2 separate regions of the Homo sapiens genome follow, and region 1 is linked to region 2. A link is an interaction called in ENCODE POLR2A ChIA-PET data of the cell type or tissue named here. Cell type or tissue: Panc1. All regions are shown on one strand.

The links. Peaks named below come from ENCODE experiments on the same cell type or tissue, not always from the same donor. Only the 100,000 strongest peaks of a DNase experiment are listed, where the experiment ranks them.
Region 1: POLR2A ChIA-PET joins it to region 2 with 7 read pairs; 8 of 35 experiments call an interaction of 5 or more read pairs at or near these places.

Annotation. Positions count from the first base shown.
Region 1 is chr7:74,332,757-74,336,756 of GRCh38, forward strand. All of the region lies in intron 2 of CLIP2 (CAP-Gly domain containing linker protein 2), which reads left to right. Among named protein-coding and RNA genes, the nearest start is that of CLIP2, 45 kb to the left of the region's middle. In Panc1, no CTCF peak of the experiment used is centred here; no DNase peak of the experiment used is centred here.
Region 2 is chr7:74,277,373-74,281,372 of GRCh38, forward strand. It overlaps LOC107986742 (a long non-coding RNA gene), which reads right to left. Exons shown (of 2, transcript XR_001745024.2): 2 at 3,483-4,000. Among named protein-coding and RNA genes, the nearest start is that of CLIP2, 10 kb to the right of the region's middle. RefSeq lists an enhancer at 1,514-2,144. In Panc1, no CTCF peak of the experiment used is centred here; a DNase peak (open chromatin) is centred at 2,419; H3K4me3 peaks cover 653 bases; H3K27ac peaks cover 3,594 bases.

The DNA.
Region 1 (4,000 bases), 55 kb after region 2:
TGGGTTCCTTCCTCAGTTACGCACATGGCGTGGCAAGCTGAATTGTAGTTGCTGGCATCCCCACTCCACCCCCTTGCCGGGCCCCGTTTGGCCATGCCTCTTGTCCAGTGTCTGACACAGAGTCTGGCACCTAGTAGGTCCTCAGGAATTGGGGTCCCTCCTGATGAGATTGAGCAGGAAAAGCCAGTCCCCACCTCCACAGGCAGGGCAGGACCCGCGTCCTCGCAGGCGGAGGGGAGAATGCGTCATCTGGGCGCCCTTTTTATCCCCACCGGCTGCAGGACCACGCCACCAGCTGCAGCCACCCTGCACCGTGTCCTTAGGCCCTTGTCATGCTTTGAACTTGAAACTTGCAGTAAATTCCTTTGTGGCTCTTGTCTGGGTGGGAATCACTGTCTGGGGAATAAATCAACTGCATGTAGGAGGTTTATTTTAATTTTTTTTTGAGACAGAGTCTTGCTCTGTCGCCCAGGCTGGAATGCAGTGATGCGATTTCAGCTCACTGAAACCTCCGTCTCCTGGGCTTAAGCGATTCTCCTGCCTCAGCCTCCCAAGTAGCTTGGATCACAGGCACCTGCCACCACGCCCAGCTAATTATGGTATTTTTAGTAGAGATGGGGTTTCACCATGTTGGCCAGGCTGGTCTCAAACTCCTGACCTCAGGTGATCCACCCACCTCGGCCTCCCAAAGTGCTGGGATTACAGGCATGAGCCACCTTGCCCAGCCTATTTTAATTCTTTTGGAGATGAGGTCTCGCTCTGTCGCCCAGGCTGGAGTGCAGTGATGAGATCATGGCTCACTGCAGCCTCCACTCCCTGGGCTCAAGCAATCCTCCTGCCTCAGCCTCCCGAGTAGCTGGGACTACAGGAGCGAGCCACCATGGCTGGCTAATTTTTGTATTTTTTTGTAGAGACAGGGTCTCACTGTGTTACCCAGGCTGGTCTCAAACTCCTGGCCTCAAGCAATCCTCCTGTCTCAGCCTCCCAAAGTGCTGGGATTACAGGCATGAGCCATGGTGCCCAGCCTCATGTGAGGTTTAAGTCTGTGTTGCTGGGCCCAGCTGGAAGTCACTAGTGGCTCTTTGCCTTCGCGGGGGTTTGCTGGGGAACTCAGAGGGCAGTGAGGCCCAGGCTGTGCCCACAGGGAGCTCCCAAACAGCTTGCCTTTGGCCTGCGAGGATATGGACCGAGGAAGCTCCTGTTAACCAGGTTTCAAAAACTCCATCGTATATACATTGGCTCCCCTGGGAGGAGACGTAGGACATGGAGAATGTCAGCGCTGGAAAGGACCTTAGCTATTTCTGACCTAGTCCTTTGTTATGTCATGGAGAAACTGAGGCACACATCTGGGAAGGCCAGACTTGGCTCGCCCTGGCCAAGCCAGTATGTCACTGATGACTCCCTGGAGGGATAGGGAATTTCCCATGGTTTCTCAACTGCAGGAAGCTGAAAATGTCTCAGCGTGCATGGAATTTGATGAGCGTTTTGTCCCTGTGATGCGGGGGCAGCCGAGAGTCCCACTACTCAGAGGAAGAATGAAGCGAAGTATCACGTGCAGTTGCCATGGGCTCGTGGCTTGGATTTTTGCAGCTGTTGAAACAACTGGTCCCTGGGCCTGTGACCCCTGGGAGGGGAGGGAGTCGGGGAGAGATTACCTGAGGGTCCGCCTGGGCCCGGACAGCTGGGGACAAGGACAGCTGAGCAGGCAGCTTCTCACCAAGAATAGCCATGCTGGGTCACCTTCGACCTGGGGACCCTTCTCTGGGCTCTAAGCACAGAGGGCAGGTAGAAACAGACCTTAGCTGGGCTACAGTGGTTCTGTTCAGTTAGCAGAGGTCACAGAGCTCTCTCTGCATAGGAAAGTGCCCTAGAAATGGATATGGGGTAGGAGCTGGCACCTGCCAGGCACCCACTGTGCGTGTGGTCAAGAGGGAGGGTTCTGGCTGGGCGTGGTAGCTTGCACCTATAATCCCAGCACTTTGGGAGGCCAAGGCAGGAGGGTCACTTGAGGCCAGAAGTTTGAGACCAGCCTTACCACATGGCAAAACCCCGTCTCTAATAAAATACAAAAAAAAAAAAAAAATAGCCTGGTGTGCTGGCACGCACCTATAATCCTGGCTACACTGGAGGCCGAGGCATGAGAATTGCTTAAACCTGGGAGGCGAAGATTGCAGTGAGCAGAGATTGCACCATTGCACTCCAGCCTGGGGACTCCAGCCTGGGCAACAGAGTGAGACTCTGTCTCAAAAAAACAAAAGAGGGAGGGTTCTGAAGCCAGACTAGCTGGGTGTCCTACTCGGCCTGAGTGACCTTACCCTCTGTTTCCAAATCTGCAAGGTAAAAATATGATGTATTCTTATAATGAATAGCCCAGCGTGGTGGTGCATGCCTGTAATCCCAGCTACTCGGGAGGCTGAGGCAGGAGAATCACTTGAACTCAGGAGGTGGAGGTTGGAGTGAGCCGAGATTGCACAAGTGTACTCCAGCCTGGGTAACAGAGCGAGACTCCATCTCAAAAAAAAAAAAAAAAAAGTGCCCTGTCCATTGAGGAGCATGCAGTTGGCACTTCATAAATGCAGCTGCTATCTTAATTATTTTATTTTGTTATATTTATTTTTTGTAGAGACAGGGTCTTGCTATGTTGCCCACACTGGTCTTGACCTCCTGGGCTCAAGTCATCCTCCTGTTTCAGCTTCCCGAGTAGCTGGGATTACAGGCTGCATAACTGCACCTGGCTTATTTATTCATTTATTTATTTATTTATAAGAGATGGGGGTCTTGCTATGTTGTGCAGGCTGTTCTTGAACTCCTGGGCTCAAGTGATCCACTTGCCTCAACTTCCCAAAGTGCTGGGATTACAGGTGTGAGCCACTGTGCCTGGCTTATTTTCCTTCCTTCCTTCCTTCCTTCCTTCCTTCCTTGCTTCCTTCCTTTCTCTTTTTTTCTTTCTTTTTTTCTTCCTTCCTTCCTTTCTTTCTTTTCTTTCTTTCTTTTCTTTTTTTTTTTGATGGAGTCTCACTCTGTCGCCCAGGCTAGAGTGCAGTGACGCGATCTCGGCTCACTGCAACCTCCGACTTCCGGGTTCATGCCATTCTCCTGCCTCAGCCTCCTGAGTAGCTGCGACTACAGGCGCCCACCACCACGCCTGACTAATTTTTTATATTTTTAGTAGAGACAGGGTTTCACCATGTTAGCCAGGTTGGTCTCAATCTCCTGACCTCGTGATCCGCCCGCCTCGGCCTCCCAAAGTGCTGGGATTACAGGCGTAAGCCACTGCGCCTGGCCTCTCTTCTTTTCTCTTTTTTCTTTTCTATTCTTTTCTTTTCTTTCAGATAGAGTCTTGCTCTGTCACCTAGGCTGGAGTGCAATGGTGCCATCTTGGCTCACTGCAACCTCCGCCTCCTGGGTTCAAGCAATTCTCCTGCCTCAGCCTCCCAAGTAGCTGGGACTACAGGCATATGCCACCACGCCTGGCTAATTTTTGTATTTTCAGTAGAGATGGGGTTTCCCCATGTTGGCCAGGCTGGTCTCGAACTCCTGACCTCAAGTGATCCGCCCACCTTGGCCCCGCAAAGTGCTGGGATTATAGGCGTGAGCCACCATGCTCAGCATGAGACTGGGTAATTTATAAAGGAAAAGAAGTTTAATGGACTCACAGTTCCATGTGGCTGGGGAGGCCTCACAATCATGGTAGAAGGCAAAAGGCACGTCTTACATGGCGGCAGACAAGAGAGAATGAGAGCCAAGCAGAAGGGGAAACCTCTTATAAAATCTTCAGATCTCGTGAGACTTATTCACTACCACCACAACAGTATGGGGGAAACCACCCCTGTGATTCATTAAGCTCCCACTGGGTACCTCCCAAAACGTGGAAATTATGGGAGCTACAATTCAAGATGAGATTTGGGTGGGGACACAGCCAAACCAAATCAGTCCTGCTGCCTATTGTCTGGGAGCTCAGGTGAAGCACCTGATATCTCTGAGCCTCAGTTTTCTCATC
Region 2 (4,000 bases):
TTTTTTTTGTATTTTTAGGAGAGACAGGGTGTCACCGTGTTAGCCAGGATGGTCTCCATCTCTTGACCTCATGATCCGCCCACGTCGGCCTCCCAAAGTGCTGGGATTACAGGCGTGAGCCACCGCGCCCAGCCTTTTTTCTTTTTTTAAGACAGACCCCCTGTCACCAAGGCTGGAGTGCAGTGGCACGATCTTGGCTTGCTGCAGCCTCCACCTCCAAACCTCAAAGCCATTCTCCTGCCTCACCCTCCCAAGTAGGTGGGATTACAGATGTGCGCCAACATGCCTGGCTAATTTTTGTATTTTTGGTAGAGATGGGGCTATGCCATGTTGGCCAGGCTGGGCTGTTGGGGGTCCTTTGGCAAGGAAAAACTGCTTGATTTGTGGCAGCCCCCCTGACTTCCTCCAGGGCCTCTGACCCCAGGCCTGGGGGCATCCGCATGTTTCACAGGTGACTGTGTCTTTGCAGCCTGCACCTGTGCTCAGGGAGCAGGAATTCCCAGAGTGAATGGGTTTGTGTTTTCACTCAAGGACTGTCCCCAGAGGAATTCAAATGAGAATCTACATTCAATAAATGTACGGGTGTATAGACTTAACATATCGGAAACTGAGTCACAAAGGAAGATATTGCACCCCACTTTGCCCCATAGCAGAATGACCCAGCTCCTCGCTTAAGACTGTAGCTGAGGCGGGCAGATCACCTGAGGTCAGGAGTTCGAGATCAGCCTGGCCAACATAGTGAAACCCTGTCTCTACTACAAATACAAAAAAAAAAAAAAATAGCCAGGCGTGGTGGTGAGCACCTGCAATCCCAGCTACTCGGGAGGCTGAGGCAAGAGAGTCGCTTGAACCCAGGAGGCAGAGGTTGCAATGAGCCAAGATCATGTCTCTGCACTCCAGCTTGGGCAACAGAGTGAGACTCTATCTTAAAAAAAAAAAACAAAAAACTGTAGCCCAAACCAAGCCACTGAAAAGAAGTAAACATCTGGCGAGGCCAGGCACGGTGGCTCATGCCTGTAATCCCAGCACTTTGGGAGGCCAAGGTGGGTGGATCACCTGAGGTGATCGAGACCAGCCTGACCAGCATGGTGAAACCCCGTCTCTACTAAAAATACAGAAAATTAGCCGAGCCTGGTGGCACATACCTGTAATTCCAACTACTCAGAAGGCTGAGGCAGGAGAATCCCCGGGAGGCAGAGATTGCCGTGAGCTGAGATTGCACCATTGCACTCCAGCCTGGGCGACAAGAGCAAAACTCCATCTCAAACAAAACAAAACAAAACAACAACAACAACAAAACATCTGGCGGGGTGCAGTGGCTCATGCCTGTAATTTCAACGCTTTGGGAGACTGACGTGGGAGCATCATTTGAGCTCAGGAGTTCAAGATCAGCCTGGGCAACATAGCAAGACTTCGTCTCTACAGAAAAATTTAAAAAATTAGCCAGGCATGGTGGTCCTTGCCTGTAGTCCCTCCCGCTTATCTGGGAGGCTGAGGTGGGAGGATCACTTGAGCCCAGAAGTTCCAGGCTGCAGTGAGCTATGATCGTACCACTGCACTCCAGCCTGGGCAACAAAGCAAGACCCTCATCTCTAACAAAAAAAAGAAATAAAAGAATTTTGTTTGGCTGAATTCATTTTCACCCTGGGACCCTGGTTGATTTCTTTTCTTTCTTTCTTTTTTTTTGAGACGAAGTGTCACTCTTATACCCCAGGCTGGAGTGCAATGGTGCAATCTCGGCTTACTGCAACCTCCACCTCCCATGTTCAAGCAAGTCTCCTGCCTCAGCCTCCGGGAGTAGCTGGGATTACAGGTGCCTGCCACCACGCCCAGCTAATTTTTGTATTTTTAGTAGAGACGGGGTTTCACCGTGTTGGCCAGGCTGGTCTTGAACTCCTGACCTCAGGTGATCCACCCCCCTTGGCCTCCCAAAGTGCTGGGATTACAGGCTTGAGCCACCGCGCCCATTTTTTTTTTTTTTTTTTTTTAGACAGGGTCTTACTCTGTTGCCTAGGCTGGAGTGCAGTGGTGTGATCTCCACTCACTGCAACCTCCACCTTCTGGGTTCAAGTGATTCTCGTGCCTCAGCGTCCCAGGTAGCTGGGTTTTACAGCATGAGCCACTGCACCCAGCTAATTTTCCTATTGCTCTGGTGGATTTCAGTGGTGCTTGTGGTTAGCTGGGTGGGCTCCAGGGGCCTGGGAAAGGACGGGCTTGGGCTCCAAATGCCCTTCACACTCCCCGGTGCATCTCCTCCTTTCCAGATCTTCCTTTAGCTCCGTGTTTGCAAATCTTCCACTGACTCATTCGACTGCCAAAGTGGAAGAATGGAATCACAGGAAGCTGCATTTGGGAAGGCTGCAGAGCCCAGTCCCCAGATCTGCTGTCCTCCCACCCGGATAGTCACAGATGACGTTTGCAAGTGTGACACAGTCCCGTGGAAATTCCTGGTGCATGAGTCAGCTTGAGCTGCCATAGTAAAATACCACAGGCTGAGTGGCTCAAACAACACAAAGTTATTTTCTCACAGTTCTGGAGGCTGGAAGTCTAAGGTCAAGGTGTTGGTGAGGTTGGTTGCTCCTGAGGCCTCTCTCCTTGGCTTGCAGGCAGCTGCCTTCTTGCTCTGTCCTCATATTGCCTTCCTCTGTGCATGCAAATTCCTGGTGTTTCCTCCCCTCCCCTCCTCTCCCCTCCCCCTCCCCCCCCCTTTCTCTCTTTCTCTCTTTCTTTCTTTCTTTCTGGGTCTCCCTCTGTTGCAGTGACCCAATCATGGTTCACTGCAGCCTTGAACTCCTGGGCTCAACCAATCCTCCAGCCTCAGCCTGCTGAGTGGCTGGGACTACAAGCATGCACTACCATGCCCGGCTAATTTGTTTATTTTTGTAGAAACGGGGTCTCATTATGTTGCCCAGGCTGGTTTCAAGCTCCTGGCCTCAAGCAGTGCTCCCACCTTGGCCTCTCAAAGTGTTGGGATTACAAAGCCAGGTGCAGTAGCTCACGCCTGTAATCTCAGCACTTTGGGAGGCCAAGGTGGGCAGATCACCTGAGGTCAGCAGTTTAAGACCATGCTGGCCAACATGGTGAAACCCTGTCTCTACTGCAAATACAAAAATTAGCTGGGCGTGGTGGCATGTGCCCATAATCCCAGCTACTCGGGAGGCTGAGGCAGGAGAATCGCTTGACCTGGGAGGCAGAGGTTGCAGTGAGCTGAGATCGCGCCACTGAACTCCAGCCTGGGCGACAGAGTGAGACTCCCTCTCAAACAAACAAACAAACAAAGTGTTTAGATTACAGGTGTGAGCCACTGCACCCAGCCTCCTCCTCCTCTCTCTCTCTCTTTTTTTTTTTTTTTTCTGAGACAAGGTCTCTCTCTGTTGCCCAGTCTGGAGTGTGATCATAGCTCATTGCAGCCTTGACCTCCTGGGCTCAAGCAATCCTCCCACCTCACCCTCCTGAATAGCGGGTACTGCAGGCATGCACCATCACACTCAGCTAATTTTTTAATTTTTTTAGAGATGGGGTCTCACTGTGTTGCCTAGGCTGGTCTCAAACTCCAGGCCTCGAGTGATCCTCTCACCTCGACCTCCCAAAGTACTGGGATTACAGGTGTGAGTCGCCGCATCCGGCTGGAGCCCAAGTCTTCTGACCTTCTGGTTGGCCTTATAAAAGGCCCATCTCCTATGTTCTCTTCTCAGCCTGCATTTGAGGTCCTGACATCAGGCTACTGGGAGCTGACGCAGGACCTTAGGCTGATGTCAACATTCCTTCATGCATCCAGTGGCACACAAGGGTGGCCTGGACAGATGGATCATGCCCTTGGTGTGCTCACAGTCTGGGGGTGGGGCGATTCCCAAAGGGTTAGAATTACTCCAGGAACCTCAGTTTGCAACGTCGGCTGTGAGTCCAGAGTTGCAAACAGGTCAATGAGCGAGCAGAAAGGACTCTGAGGTCTGAGGCCACATGCTGGTGTTCCTCCCTGCCCAGGGCACCAGCCCAGTGA